3 separate regions of the Homo sapiens genome follow, and regions 2 and 3 are each linked to region 1. A link is a contact called in ENCODE Hi-C or POLR2A ChIA-PET data. All regions are on one chromosome and are shown on one strand. Each heading gives the region's core, a stretch centred on a gene start or an enhancer-like site at or near the end of the contact. The rest is flanking DNA. Distances are from core to core; before and after follow the strand shown. Region 1 holds the start of CC2D2B (coiled-coil and C2 domain containing 2B). Region 2 overlaps ENTPD1 (ectonucleoside triphosphate diphosphohydrolase 1). Region 3 overlaps ENTPD1 (ectonucleoside triphosphate diphosphohydrolase 1).

What was found. Hi-C counts contacts between places; a loop is a spot of excess contacts on that map. ChIA-PET counts read pairs that join two places held with the same protein, here RNA polymerase II (POLR2A). Pooled maps may share reads with other maps.
Region 2: a pooled map shows a loop between it and region 1 (2.1-fold over the local background). The contact joins the enhancer-like site here to the promoter of CC2D2B in region 1. A Hi-C loop is called at or near these places in 2 of 168 maps with a recorded cell type or tissue (IMR-90 and natural killer cell) and 4 of 50 pooled maps. POLR2A ChIA-PET finds 5 or more read pairs at or near these places in 2 of 52 experiments (activated B cell and activated CD4-positive, alpha-beta memory T cell).
Region 3: a pooled map shows a loop between it and region 1 (4-fold over the local background). The contact joins the enhancer-like site here to the promoter of CC2D2B in region 1. A Hi-C loop is called at or near these places in 2 of 168 maps with a recorded cell type or tissue (IMR-90 and natural killer cell) and 9 of 50 pooled maps. POLR2A ChIA-PET finds 5 or more read pairs at or near these places in 2 of 52 experiments (K562 and activated CD4-positive, alpha-beta memory T cell).

Annotation. Positions count from the first base shown.
Region 1 is chr10:95,905,884-95,910,904 of GRCh38, forward strand. It overlaps CC2D2B (coiled-coil and C2 domain containing 2B), which reads left to right and starts at 2,092. Exons shown (of 35, transcript NM_001349008.3): 1 at 2,092-2,174. All of the region lies in intron 2 of ENTPD1-AS1 (ENTPD1 antisense RNA 1), which reads right to left. RefSeq lists enhancers at 2,119-2,308, 2,349-2,408.
Region 2 is chr10:95,816,897-95,821,917 of GRCh38, forward strand. The region is part of intron 1 of ENTPD1 (ectonucleoside triphosphate diphosphohydrolase 1); the gene reads left to right. All of the region lies in intron 4 of ENTPD1-AS1 (ENTPD1 antisense RNA 1), which reads right to left. Among named protein-coding and RNA genes, the nearest start is that of ENTPD1, 63 kb to the left of the region's middle. RefSeq lists an enhancer at 3,707-3,756. Within about 2 kb of position 2,841, at least 4 of the 41 ENCODE cell types and tissues checked have a DNase peak (open chromatin) inside an H3K27ac peak, as active enhancers do.
Region 3 is chr10:95,839,046-95,844,066 of GRCh38, forward strand. It overlaps ENTPD1 (ectonucleoside triphosphate diphosphohydrolase 1), which reads left to right. Exons shown (of 10, transcript NM_001776.6): 3 at 646-763; 4 at 3,299-3,449. All of the region lies in intron 4 of ENTPD1-AS1 (ENTPD1 antisense RNA 1), which reads right to left. Among named protein-coding and RNA genes, the nearest start is that of CC2D2B, 66 kb to the right of the region's middle. RefSeq lists an enhancer at 2,864-3,003. Within about 2 kb of position 2,811, at least 7 of the 41 ENCODE cell types and tissues checked have a DNase peak (open chromatin) inside an H3K27ac peak, as active enhancers do.

The DNA.
Region 1 (5,021 bases), core at 842-3,341:
GGCAGCTGGTAAATAACAGTGAGGAGAGGGAAAAGGGCTCATTAGAGAAGGGTTTCTGGTAAGTTTTACAAGGGTGGAATGGAATGGCGTAGCAATGGCCATGAGGAGATGGCGAATACAGATACCAGCTCTGGGTCCTGGGGTGGGATGGAATGGCCTAGCAATGGCCATGAGGAGATGGCGAATACAGATACCACCTCTGGGGGGCGGGGGGCGCGGGCAGGCACGGCTTTCGCTGTGGTGAATTGCTGGGAAAGCAGTGTCTCCAGCAGGCATGGCTTTCGCTGTGGTGAATTGCTGGGAAAGCAGTGTCTTCAGGAGACAGCCAGGTACCCAATATCACAAGGAGGAATGTTTTGTGAACAAGAAGATATAAAGACATAGAGGGGTGAGAACATGTGGTGTTTGGTTTTTTGTCCTTGCGATACTTTGCTGAGAATGATGGTTTCCAGCTTCATCCATGTCCCTACAAATGACATGAACTCATCATTTTTTATGGCTGCATAGTATTTCATATGAGAATTGAACAATGAGAACACCTGGACACAGGAAGGGGAACATCACACACCAGGGCCTGTTGTGGAATGGGGGGAGGGGGAGGGATAGCATTAGGAGATATACCTAATGTAAATGACGAGTTAATGGGTGCAGCACACCAACATGGCACATGTATACATATGTAACAAACCTGCACGTTGTGCGCATGTACCCTGGAACTTAAAGTATGATAAAATATATATATATATAAATTTAAAAAAAGATATAGAGGGGTTTACATATGAGGAGTCTAGAAAAAGAGTTTACAGTTTCCAGAAGAAGGCAGATAGTGAGACGATCAGCAGATGGAGAAGGTGTGGGAATGAGGCTGCGAGAAGGGATAAATTATCTGGGTTGTTACCAAGTATGACAGAGACTATAGACAGGGTGGGATTTACGGTCTCAAATGAAACTGTGCCAAGCTGTCAGAGACACTGGGACTCTATTTTGCTTACTAAGGTTAAACACTAGTATTACTTTTGGTCACCATACTATTAAAAAATAAAGACAATCCTACGAAACTTAGGCAATTAATATCAGAATAAAGAGGTCAATAATGTTTATTCTCTATTAACATGTACATTTAGAAAATAAAAGCAAAGCTTAAAAATGCATGGAAGTCTTACACAAGACGACTGTTGGGGCATAATGCCTGACACAGAACGCAGTTAAACACTGTGGAAAGCCTGAATGAGTGAAAGCATACAAACCACCACCGTGCGGCTCTCTACACTAGCAAGTTTCCGAAGTTCGCCCCAGCCGGTTTCCCTGAACAAGTTCCCAACCGCATCACGTTTAGTTTATCTCGTTATTTTAACTCGGAGCGAGGCAATGGGAAAAAGAAAAACAATGAGAGCCGTACTCTGTTTATTAAGCGATGAATGACGACACATGGGTGAGCGTGTCTGGCATGCCCTATTTAAGACTTTAAACATAGTACATTAGTACGCTAACAGCAAGCTCTGGAAATAAAAGGAACCGCTTGCATATTTAGGGGGCTCTTTTGTAAGCCACAAAGGAAATCACCTGAAGTCAAAGCTCCCCTCTTTTCCTAGCAAGGCAGGGACGACGGCAAAGAGAAAGTAGGTCCCGGGGCGCTGCAACCCGTGCAACTTGCCGGCTGGCGTCCCCCGGCCTCGCGCCTCCACGCCCTGCGCGGGCGACCGCTCTTGCCACAACGGCGCCCCGCAGCGTCCTCCCCGGGGACGCCCGCTCAGCCGGGAGCTCGCGGCCGGTACTCACCCGCTGGGTATACTCTTCTTCTTCACCAGGACGAGAGGGATGAGAGACCCACGCCCCAGGCAACCCCGCTCTCAGGCCTCCTCCAGAACAGACCCCAGGGTACGCTACAACTCACACGCTCACGGGCAGAGGCGAGGGGCGGGGGTGATAGACCCCGGCGGCGAACAGACTTGGCGCACCGAAGATTCCCAAAGGCGCGTGCTCCGCTCCCTCTGGGTCCTGGCAGGCCAGGGGCGGCAGCGCGCATGCTCCTGGGTCGCCGCTACTTGCAGCCCGCGGGCGCCGTAGGGCTGGCGCAGGGTGCGGTGGGGCGGTTGGTGATCATCCTAGCCTGCGGTAGATGGTGCGCCCTGCCTTCCCTGCCCAGACGTAAGAAAAGTGCACTGTCCGTCCAGGTGAATGTCGGGCTGCTGGTGAAGGTTTCTCTGATTCTTCCCTGTCAGACATTCCCGCACTTTTGTGGAGCTCTGCTGCATGGGCAGAACTAGCTGGGCTGGGATAACCGGAGCCGGGGCCGCGCAGGCCGCTGGGACTTGTAGTTCGGGGGCCTGGCCGACCGGTTTGTTAGCCAATTTGGGAATGAGTAGAATTGAAAATCACTCGAGAGCAGTGTTTGATTTGCAAGAAATACGGGTCGGCATATTATTAATTCAGTGCCTACTGTGTGTGCTGAACACCTTGCCTTAGTCCTGATCTTCACATTAGGATAAGCAGGAAGATGAACTTGGAAGGTAGAATGTAATGAACAAAAATTCGCATTATGAACTACAAATGCTGTTGGAGATCAAGAGACAGAGTTAGAAAAAACTTCCTGAAAGACGTGGAGTTTGAATCAGCCTTAGAAACACGGAATGCTATCCATTTGCGGGGAAGTTGTAAAAATTAAAGGTTGGAGATGCCAGGGAGAATAAACAAGAACTCCATCCAGCTATAGTTGAGGGGTTATGTTGGAGAGTGGTCAATGTTGGAGAGTGGTCACTGCGGCTTAGATGGGGAAGTGATGTGAGAGTTTTTTGGCTTCACTTTCAGAAAGGGCCTCCTGGTTGACTTTCTCTCTAATTGAGGCTATAAGTATAGACACAGAGATACATCTTCAGGTTTGAATAAAAAACATTACAGTACTTGTTTAGAGCTTCTGGGCCTCCTGGCCAGTGGTTGCTCTAAGAATTAATACATTTTTATAAATCTTGTAATTCACCTTTGAGTAGCAAAACTACGTTGCATGGTGTGTGTTAGATGTAAATTTTCAAAATATAATATGATAGTTTTTGTAACCTGTTTCCACATTAGTTTTCATGTACCAGAAGTCCCAAGATAGAGAAGTGGGCCCAAATCTTTCTTGATCTACAGGAGCAGGACATGATGACTTGGGAACTGGTCCTCAGAGCAGTGGGTGATTTAGTTTTGTTGCCTTTCGAAGACTTAAATAAATTCACAGATCAGAAAATCTTTTGTCACGCCGTTTGTTCCTAAGTTTTGATTTTGGAAAACAAGATAACAGTTAAGTTAATTTTTAAACTTGCCAGTTAATGCAATACATGGAAGTCATAATGTTTTTTGTAGAACACTGTGAAATACTGCTATATTCCTCTTAACTAAGTAAAGAATTGTTAAGTTAAATTCCACTTCTTCCATATCCTAATAACAATAAAGGGTAGCTGGTGCTATATATTTAATAGATTATTTTTACAAAATGCTATTGTTGCCTTAATTACATCATAACTGTGAATGAGACCTTAATTCTGGACATAGCATCCTAATTCAAATTAAGTCTGGAAGGCATCATTTAGGAAACATTGCTATAAGAGAGTTCAGAAAGGTGTCATCATACTATGTGACAATAGATGAACTGAGATAAAGATAAAATTGGATTTTGGTCTGAATTCAGATCTGCTAAGGAAGGAAAGTGCATTAATACATTTAGAAATATTTCTAACAAGAGCCAGGGGAAGATTAAAGGGAACCAATTTTCTGATTGGATCACAATTAAAGATATGTTACTATATACTAAGATATGCATTGTGTAACCATTTCCACATGCTAGAGGTTTTTCTGTGGTTTTATTTTGCTAGCACTCCTGAAACCAAATGGCCTGTGACAGAAGTAACCAAGGTGACTGAAAATTGTGCCAAAAAGAAGTCTGTGCTGATTCAGGGATCCACATAGTCTTGTGCCCGCAGAATTGATTTAGAAATTTGTTTAGGCAAAGCGCAGTGGCTCATGCCTATAATTCCAATGCTTTGAGAGGCTGAGGCAGGAGGATTGCTTGAGGCCAAGAGTTTGAGACCAGCCTGAGCAACACAGCGAGACCCTGTCTGTACCTAATAATAACAATAATAATAATTAGCCGAGCCTTAGAGACACATGCCTGTAGTCCTAGCTACTCAAGAGGTGGAAGCAGGTGGATCACTTGAGCCCAGGAGTTCAAGGCTGTAATGAGCTGTCATCATGCCACTGCACTTCAGCCTGGGTGAAAGAGTGAGACCCTGTCTCTAAAAAACAAACAGATAAACAAAAACTTGTGTGGCATTCTAGTTTCTACAAATGTCTGGGGAATTGCATGAACTTGCATTTAACCGTCATGTTGAATGATACTCTTGTATTAGGCCATTCTTGCGTTGCAATAGAAGAATACTGGGTAATTTATAAAGAAAAGAGTTTTAATTGGCTCACAGTTCTGCAGGCTATATAAGCATGGCTCTAACATCTGCTTCTGGTGAGGGCATCAGGGAGCTTACAATCATGGTGGAAGGGAAGGGGAGCCAGCATGTCACATGGCAAGAGAGGAAATAAAGGAAGGAGGGGGGAGGTCCTAGACAGACTCTTTTAAACAACTAGATCTCATGTGAACTAACTGAGCAAGAACTCATCATGAAGGGGATGGTGCTAAGCCAACCATGAGGTATCCACCCCCACAATCCAATCACTTCCCACCTGGCCACATGTCCATTATTGGGAATCACATTTCAACATGAGATTTGGAGGAGACAAACATCCAAATAGATCTCTAGTATCTATTAGTAGCCTTTTAATCAATTTCCCTGCCTCCATAGAATATCTATATTTAATCATTGCCTCTTGGCCTTTTGGCTAAGATCAAATGTATATTTAATCAGATCCTTTTTTTTCTTACTGCAAAGTTTTATACTTTTGGGGGGAAGGGAATTCATACATATTTTAATTAAAATAATTCCTTAGTATCTTGAAGTTTTTTTCAGTACCCTTTTTGTGAAAGTGATTTT
Region 2 (5,021 bases), core at 1,591-4,090, 88 kb before region 1:
AAGTGCTAAGAGTAGAATCTGGAATATAGTAAGAACTCTTTAGTATAGGCTATTACGTGTTGTTAGCTCATTGAACCTTACATAGCAACCCTATGAAGCAGATACTATTGTGACTCCCATTCTGCCCATGAGGAAATGGAGGCTTACAGAGACTAAGCAAAGGTAAGCTTATCTGAACTCTGCTCTAGCTTGAACCATCCCCCAGAAGTCTGTGGAGTTTGACTAACTGCTGATGGATCCTGATGATTGTTGGCTCGGTGACCCTTCCTGATGATGGTCTCTCAGAAAAGACTCTCCAGTGCTGAGCCATCAAGAAGTCTAGAAGGCATTGAGAAGGCTGTCACATGTGATTATGTTTACTCCTCCTGGATGCGTCTGCCCAGACCTGGTTTTGGCACAAGCTCTGCTCTGATGGAGCCAGGCTCTGTCCACACTTGGCTGTGTGGCCTGACCTCATTTGAGTAGCCTCAGCACATCATTACCACAAGAGGCAGGGATGTGCCACCCTAAAAGGCCACACCCTCTCTCTCCAGTGACTTCAACAGCCCCCAATGGTTCCTTGTTCACCCCTAAGTTGCTAAGCATAGATTATATGAATGACTTTAGAAGTAAGTCACATCACTCAGAATAAGGCAAAGCCCTCACTAGTGCCCTCAAGGCCTTATGAGCAGGGGACCCCATTGATCCTCTGACCAGTTCCTACTACTCTCCCCTCAGGGCCTTTCTGTGTACAGTTCCAGATGCTGTAAAGCTCTTGCCTCAGAGGTATGCAGGCTTTCTCCCTGTGATAGAAATCACCTTCTCAGGCCAGTCCTAATCACTGCATCCTTCCTTTTTACCTTCCTTGCTTTTTCTTCCTCCTCAGCACTTAAAATTATGTAATACACTGTAAATTTTGTTTATCTTGCTTATTGTATTTTTCTCCCAACTAGAATATAAGCACCATGAGGATAGGGACATTTCTCACTTTGGGTTATTGCTGTAGCTCAGAGCCTAGGGCAGGTCTAGTTCATAGTAATAATGTGTTCAATAAGTAATTATTGAGTGACCAACTGAAAAAATGAATGAGGCATAGTCCCCTCTCCAACAACTATAGAACTCCCAAACTGAAATGGTTCAAGCTATATCTAGAGGTAGCACATGAAGAGAGGACTACTGACATAACTGAGCTTTGTAGAGTATAGGGGGAGCATAGCTTCCAACTGAGCTTGATTTTGAAGGAGACAAAAAGACTTGGAGAATGAGGGGAATGGAATTACAAATGAAGGCGTCCCACACTGAGAAAAGTTCAGAGAATCCAAAATTCATTCATTCATTCATTCATTCATACAACATGGGATATACCAATGAACAAGCCAGAAAAAAGTCCCTGCCCTAAGGAGCTTACATTCTAGTAGTCATAATGTCAGGAATTCTCATCTTGGACCCAAACAGATCTGTTGGTTGGAATGGTAAAATGGGAAGGGCTGAAATTTCTGAAGGGCTTGGAGGTCTAGGTAGACCAGTGTAGCTTTCATCTGGCACACAGCAGGACATAGGTTCTTGATAAGGTAGAGTCTTAGGAACGTCAATTGTGGAAGATTTCTATAGCCACATGAAGGAGGGATTCTGATAGAGAAGATAATTAGGAAGTGTGGGAGTCACCAGAAAGGGCCATTGTAGAAGATCAGATATGAGGTAAGGGTGACTGGAATCAGGGGATGTGGATATCACTATAGAAGAAGGTGGGTCTAAGGGGCTTGGGATGAAATAACTGAGAGAGGATCTTCAAGCCCCTGAGTGTGAGAACAACCTACATATGTGTCCTCAAGAAGAGTTCCCTGATGGAGAAGAAGGAAGGTAGCAGGGGTGGTGTGGAGACTTTGACTCTGTGAGTTGGAGGAACGACAACGCCAGATTAGGACCAGTCTTCTGAGCTTCAGTGATTGTTCCATCATTAGGCTATGTAAACACAGGAAGGACCACAACATTCCTTGAATGTTTGCTCACCAATGCTTGTCCACATTTGCTGTTTTGTTCTCTATATGACAAGAAAAGTTTAGTCCAGATGTGACTCATAACAAATTGGAAACAATTTGAATCTAGTCAGTCACATTGGATCTGCAAAGCAAAACTTTTTTTTGCCTGAAATCCACCACATCTGTCAACACCCCAAATCTGTTTATTAATGGAGTAAAATTTTAAGCTGTTATATTTTTGTTATCACAGAGTAGCAATGCTGGGATTTCTCTATACAACAGAATTTTGACTATGGACAAAATTAAATAATTTGTTTGTTTGTTTTGGAGACAGGGTCTCACTCTGTTGCCCAGGCTAGAGTGCAGTGGTGTGATCTTGGCTCACTACAACCTCGGTGTCCTGGGCTCAAGCGATCCTCTCACCTCAGCCTCCCAAATAGCTGGGACTACAGGCATATGCCACCACGCCTGGCTAATTTTTGTATTTTTTTTGTAGAGACAGATTTTCACCATGTTACCCCCCAGTCTCAAACTCCTGGACTCAAGTGATCCGCCCACCTTTGCCTCCCAAAGTGCTGAGATTACAGGTGTGAGCCACTGCACCCTGCCGAGATTAAATAATTTTGATTTTCACCTTAGTATGATTATAACTGGACATCATGATGGCTGTTTCTATAAGAATCAAAAGAACCTTTGCTTCCTTTGATTCTTATAAAAGTCTTGAAGGTATTTTTCCTCTGACACAGCTAATTGGCTTGAAATCAGCCTGTGTTTTTTCAAAGCTTGGGTTTCCTTCAGTTTTATCTCTCTGTCAGGTGAAGAGTTGAAGTTAATATTACCTTGCTCTCTCACTTTAAGCTGAAAATTCCCCTCCCTTGTCACATCACATGAAAAGAAAAAAATGCAAAGGAAGTGGCCGTCTTAAATTCTCCAGTACAGTAAGCCAATTCAAAGGGAAAACAATGACAACACTTTGCCATTGGATATTTTGGTAAAATCATTTGTTGAAATTCTGTTTCGAAATACCATTTCACATTGTATGACAGAAACCACATTTCTGTTATCCACAAGGCAAATTAAGGGCTTTTCAGGGGGAAGACAATCAATGTGAATTTTCCATAATAGAGCTTGACTGTGGCAGTCATGGGATCTGAAAGCACTCTGGGGGTCTAAGAAGAAGGGGCAGTTACCTAAGTAATTCTCTTTTTATGAACACATCCAAGATATGTCAACCTGCACCCCACCTCTAGCACCTCTTCTTTGGCACCACTTCTGAGATGACTCTCCTGCTTCCTGGATGTGATCAGGGCTTTTGAAAACTGGCTGACATATAGTCCATGGAAGATAGCATTTTAATTACTGCTCTCTGGGTAATGTAGTCAGTTACATGAAAAACAAACTTAACCATTGTGGGTTCTTTTGGTAATAAAAACATTTGAAAAATCATGTATGAAAAATTCCTAAATTTTCTCTCTGACCTAAAAATCTTTTTCTTATTATATCTTTAATAAGAAATAAGAGTAGGATGAAAGGCTTGCATATATTCTGGTAACCTGGATATCATTGCAAAAGCTGGGAAAATGTGGAAAAGTGTACATCTAACTCCTCAATGACAAGAAGAAGTTAGTAAATTTTCTCGTTAGGAAAAGGAAGAAATAATTATAGTCACATCAAGTTGGTTCCCACCTCTGGGTTCTTGCAGTTTCTGTTCCTTCTTCCTCTTATGTTCTTACTCCCTCTCCAGGCTGGTGTTTTCTCCTCAAATGTCACCTTCAAGGTCTCGGCTCAAATGTCATCTTCTGAGAGAGGCTTTCTTGACCCTCAATCTGATACCTTTCCCTTCATTCCCAATTCTACCGCAAGTCACTCTATCAAGTTCCTTGGTTTGAATTTCTTCTTAGCACATATTGTGACCTGAAATCACCTATTTATGTGCTTCTTTTCTGGTTTATCTGTCTTGCTAACTAGATTGTAAATTCCAAAGAGCAGGGGCCTTATCAGTTTTTCTTTTTTTATTGTAGTAACTTGGATGCTAAGAATAGTGCCTGAAATGGCCATGGAAGGAAAATGAGATTGCAAGATTGTCATATTTACAAAAACAAAAGAAGTTAACAAGTAGACCTTGTTGAATAGCTTGAGGGAGTAAAACATTCAAAATTTTATTATGGTAGAAACATTGCTACAGTTTGTTTGTTGTTATATTTATAATTGGTTGTTTTATTTATAATTGCTTATCTAAAGGACATGCTGCTTAGGGCTGTGTTTGTCAACATCACAACGTTGGGAACCAAAGTGGGGTGCCCTTAGAGGGTTCTTTTCCAGATTCCAGAACACTGGCATCAAAGAGGACATCTCTCCCATACCAGTTTTATCCAGATGTTTTAGCTTCAAGTAGTTAAAATCCTGACTCTAATTGGGTCAAAGCATAAGTTTTATGGAAGGATGGGCTCAGCATTTGTTGATTTAGCAGCTTAAAATGCCATCAAGGACTCACGTTCTCTACATCTCTCTGCTCTGCCATCATTGAATGCCATCCCTTCCAGGCAGGACAATGTTTGAGGATGAAGAGAGAATGTTTTCTTTTTTCCCTAGACTTGCCCCAGAAGACTTCCTCCACGGTCACATGGGCCATAATTAGGTGGCATACCCATTATTAAACCAGTCACTGGTGAGGGAATGAAATTACACAGACAAGTCCATCCCTGAGCTTGGGGGAAAGGCAAGCATCTGAACAAAATGGAGTTTCTTTTGGGAAGGGAGAAGCAGGGAAGTGCTGTGTATTTCACCTGCTCTTCCTTGTTTGGAAGCAATAGATAATGATGTTGCTAAAACTTTTTCTCCTAAATTTTGTATTGTTTGGTCTGATGGGTAAAGACTGCCTCAAGATTCTGGGGATTGAGGTGGATTGGAGACCCATACCTTAATCCAAGCTTAGACTTGGATTAAGTTCAAGCTTCTGCTCAAGAGCTTCAGAGAGAGCTCCCATTTCAGTGCCCAGCCAGCTTCTACGTTTGGGAATAGTTTGGGGAGTTGAGAGAGGAGGAGGTTGAGTTGTCAAAATGG
Region 3 (5,021 bases), core at 1,561-4,060, 66 kb before region 1:
ATTTAGTGTTTTTACACCTCTCCTTAAAACAAACTCTGCATTTATTGAACTAAAATTAGATGAACATATTTATTACGTCTTACTGGCATTCAATGGAGTAACTCAGTGGTTCCCAAACTTATCTGCACATTAGAATCATGTGGGACCTTATAAAAATTCCAAAGCCCAGGACACAATACCACATCAATTAGATCACAATACCTGGGTCTAGGACACAAGCATCAGTAGCCATTGAAGCTTTCCAGGTGATTCCCGTATGATTCCAATGTGTAGACAAGTTTGGGGACTATAGATTAATGGCTTTCTATTCCTTCCATAGTGTCTCAGCTACTTCAGCATGTGGTTCTGAATCTTGGCTGCACATTAGAATCACCTAAGAAGCTTCTAAACAATACTGCTTCTTGGGCCCTGTTCTGCATAAGGTCTGAATATTTCTAACATGCAAACAGCATGAAGAGCCCCGTTCTAGCAGGGTTGTTGTCCTGGTAGATCTTGTGATCGGAGTGACTCCAGTGCCATCCCCTCAATGTTCCTCTCAAATACTTTCTCCTCATGTTTTTGAAAATTCCAGTCCTTTCTTTTGCAAGCCTAATATGGAGATGAGTGATGTGATACTGATAAGTTTTTGGTCTGTGTTGCTTTCAGTATGGGATTGTGCTGGATGCGGGTTCTTCTCACACAAGTTTATACATCTATAAGTGGCCAGCAGAAAAGGAGAATGACACAGGCGTGGTGCATCAAGTAGAAGAATGCAGGGTTAAAGGTAAGATGAAGACCAAGGGAAGGGGAGGCCAACAGTGGGGCATGAGAACATGAGAGGTGTATGACCAGTAGAACACAAGAGAAAAAGGAGTCCCACGCATAGGAAGCCAAGTGAAGAAAACAGTGCAGCTGCTGTTGTTATGTTATCGTTACAGAAAACATATTGAAATCAGTCGTTAATGATCAAAACCTAAGAATAAACACACATAAATATAATTAATAGTAGCTCCCATCAACAGAACACTTCTGCATGCTATGTACTTAGTACTGAACATGTGTTACTTCAGTATACCCTCATAATCTCCCTTTGAGGTATGCATTATTATACTAATTTTTTAAAAATGAGGGCACTGAGGTTGAGAGAGGTTATACCACTTGTTTGTTACTCAAGCTAGTAAGTGATGGAGCTGCGGTTCAAACCAAGTTCTGCCCGACTTCAAGTCTGCATCTTAGCCAGTGCTTCTCAAACTTGCATGAGCTTGTTAAAAACACAGATGATGGGTCCCATCCCCTAGAGTTTCTGAGTCAGCAGATCTGGAATGAAGCCTGATAATCTGTATTTCTAAGAAGTTCCTAGGTGATGCTAATCTGTCTGGTTCAGAGATTTATTGCTCTCTTAATCTTTGTACCCTGATCTACAGCTTGGAAGACATTTTTCAAAGCTTTCAGCTTCTGTGTAGGCAGGAAAGACCAAATTATAGGCTCTTAGGGCTGGGAAAAGGAACTTACAGATCGTTTAAATTTTGTTTCACAGAGAAGGAAACAAAAACCTGGAGGATTAGTGCCTTGAAAGTAGCAACAGAATAGAGACAAGAATCTAGGTCTCCTAATTACACTCTAGGTTTCCTGCTACTCTGAGCTGCTGCATTATATATCAATAATTTTTTTCTTTTAAGGTCATAATATGTTAGAGTGGTTGACATTCAGCTTTCAATCCCTTTACCCAGTACCCTACCATGCACCATTATACCACAGTCTCTCTGACTTTTATCTCTCTTAGCCTTTTGAGCTGGGAACCCACTGTTTATTTTTAGTCAGACTGATAGCCTAGATCCTAGAAGATAATTGATTTTCAGTTTGACAGCCTGTGGAATCCACTAATTTTCACAGGTCGTCAAGAAAGTAGTAGAGAGGAGATATTTCCAAGAGAGCAAGTCATTCTACCCAGTAGCCCCATCAATACTGACACTTTGGCCCCATCTGAGACAGTACTTCTGGCCTTTCTTAAAGCCCAAATCCCTCATTTTATTGGCTTTTATTTGACACACTGCCTTCCATTTTTAAAAGTTATTTTAATGGCCAAGCACGGTGGCTCATGCCTGTAATCCCAGCACTTTGGGAGGCTGAGGTGGGCGGATCACAAGGTCAGGAGATGGAGACCATCCTGGCTAACACGGTGAAACCCTGTATCTACTAAAAATACAAAAAAATTAGCTAGGCATGGTGGTGCGTGCCTGTAGTCCCAGCTACTAGGGTGGCTGAGGCAGGAGAATCACTTGAACCCGGGAGGCGGAGGTTGCAGTTAGCCGAGATCGCGCCACTACACTCCAGCCTGGGCGACAGAGCAAGACTCCGTCTCAAAAAAAAAAATCTAGCAGATGTCCTTCTTCTGAGACTTATCCCATGAGCGTTTGGCCTAACAATGAAGGATTCTTCCCTCTCAAAAGAGAGAGTTCTCTAGTTAATCAAATATTTAACACCAAATTTTCTGAATCAAAACAATTAGCTGGTAACTTAGAGCTGATTTTCTCATGGTTATTAGGCTGTTTGAAAACCTGTGAATGATCTGGATAACTTATTTGAATAATTATCCTTAAAGCAATTACTCTGCTATGAAGCACTGATAGTGTAGATATTTATCTTAATGTGAGATGAAAGTGTTGTTATAACTTCAAAAAGCTTAAGGAATCTTGGCTCTAATCCTCCATAGCAACAGTCGGTTTTGCTCTAAAACTGGAAAAACAGTTTTGCTAGGGAGGCAGGATATCGGAGTGGAAAAGTCACTGAAGAGACATAGATTCTGTTCCTCTTTCTTGTAACAGGAAGCAACTCCACCTCAGAAACTTTAAGGTGCTGGCCAGGATCAGATAACTAGTTAGTGGCAGCTTCCATCTTTTTAGTAAAAGCCAATTTGTCTGACGCTTAATTTTTATTCCAAGTGTTATCTTTAGGTCTTTTAGGAACTAGTGTCATTAATTACAGTGTTCTGGAGGAAATATCAAAAAGCAGCTAACAGAGTAGCTATCTATAATATCCCCATTAAAGTCTGAGAATGTTATGCAATTGAATATGAAATTGCGCCATCCAGTGGCAGAATTATTGAACACTGAACAGACCCAACTTAAAGTCTGGAAATTAAATCCTCTCAAGGCTAGGTCCAGTGAATTACCCTCTAAGTACAATAACCTAATGTATAGTACATCAGGAAATTGTTTTCTTGTATTTTTTTCAAAACACCATATTTTGATCTACTATTGTCAAGGTATGTTTTATAATTTTTTTTTAAAAGATTGTTATCTTCTACATTTTTTCCTAGGTCCTGGAATCTCAAAATTTGTTCAGAAAGTAAATGAAATAGGCATTTACCTGACTGATTGCATGGAAAGAGCTAGGGAAGTGATTCCAAGGTCCCAGCACCAAGAGACACCCGTTTACCTGGGAGCCACGGCAGGCATGCGGTTGCTCAGGTATAGCAGCATGTAGGGACCAAGAGTATCTGGGAGTTAGGCTTGGCAGTGAAAGAGCCTCTGAAGTTATGGGAAAGGGCCACACTCCCTAATACCCCAAGTTCTACACACCCAAGTCCATACTTAAGAAAGGATATTTTAGTAAGTGAATAAAATGTTCAAACTCTTAGTATATATAGGGGTAGGATTTTATGTATGTTAAAAAAAAAAGCCCCCTTGTGCATCTCCCTATGGGGGATTCAAAGGGGAAGGGGCACAGGGAGAGAAAGACTGGGCCCGTATACTCTGGGGTTTGGGGCTACAGATTTAACTATTCAATATCTGGGAGGAAGAGGATAAGAGGAGACTCATAGACATCCCAGGTCATAAATATTCACAACTAGCACATCTTTATATCACTTGATACCTGTGTGAATTATTTGTTCACTTGTTCATTCATTCAGCATATAGTGCCTGCTCTATCCAGAATATGAAAACTCAACCCTCAAGGAAATCAGTTTCAATGCAGGGTGATCAGTGTTTTAATAGAGGAGTGCTCAGAGCTGCTATGGGAGCACATTTGGCCCTGCCCAGGGTGAGAGGAGGTCAGGAAGACTTAGAGGAAGGGATGCCTGAACTGAATCATGAAAAATGAGTTGGAGGATCGGGGAACAGCTTTATCAGCAGAACAGACAGCATGCATTCAGTAACTGATGTTTATTCAGCACCTATTATATGTCAGGCACTGTTCTAAGTACTGAGGATACAACAGTGAACAGGACAAAGTCTCTGACTTCATGGAGCTTGTGTTCTACCGGATGTGCAAAGGTAGGGAAGTGTGAGAGGCATATTCAGAGGACTGTAAGTAGTTCTGCATAGATAGAAGATAGGTAAGTAGTGTAAAATAATAATGATAATAATAGTAGCAGCTCGTATTTATTGAGCCCGTCCTATGTTCTTAGCACTACGCTAAGCACTTAATTGCACTGTCATAACAACTCTATGAAATTAACAATTATTAACAAGATAAGGAAGCTGTGGCTTACAAATGTTAAGTAACTCACCCAAGGTCACACACCTGGGAAGTGGTGGAGCCAGGATTCTGAGTGGGATTCTGAAAAGGAAGGGTCCAGGTCACAAAGTGCCCTATGGGGCCATGCTAGGAAGTTTGGAGTTTATCTTAGAGATAGTAGGAAGCCATTAAAGGATGCTACACAACTGGTGACACTGGTAGAGAAGATGGATTGGAGGGGAGAAAAGCTGGGGATAAAAGGAAGGCAGTTAGTAGGTGTGGACGCCATTTAGATGAGAGATGACAGGGGCCTAATGCCAGCTGGAAGGTAGCATCCTCTCGCTCAGAGACTCCCAGTGTTGGGTAGCCTAGATCTTGGAAGCAATTGCATCCCATCTTCATTAAGACAACCCTGGAAGATTCCTTCTTTAGGTCTCAAGGTCTCAAACAGACCCAAGAACTGAGCTGTAATATGAGGAAGATTTTTCCCAGTCTGGCAGCAGAGGAGATTGGATATCTATTCCAGGTCATTTGCCACCTGGTTTCTACTAGAACCCTAATTAAAAACCTGGAGCAGAGTC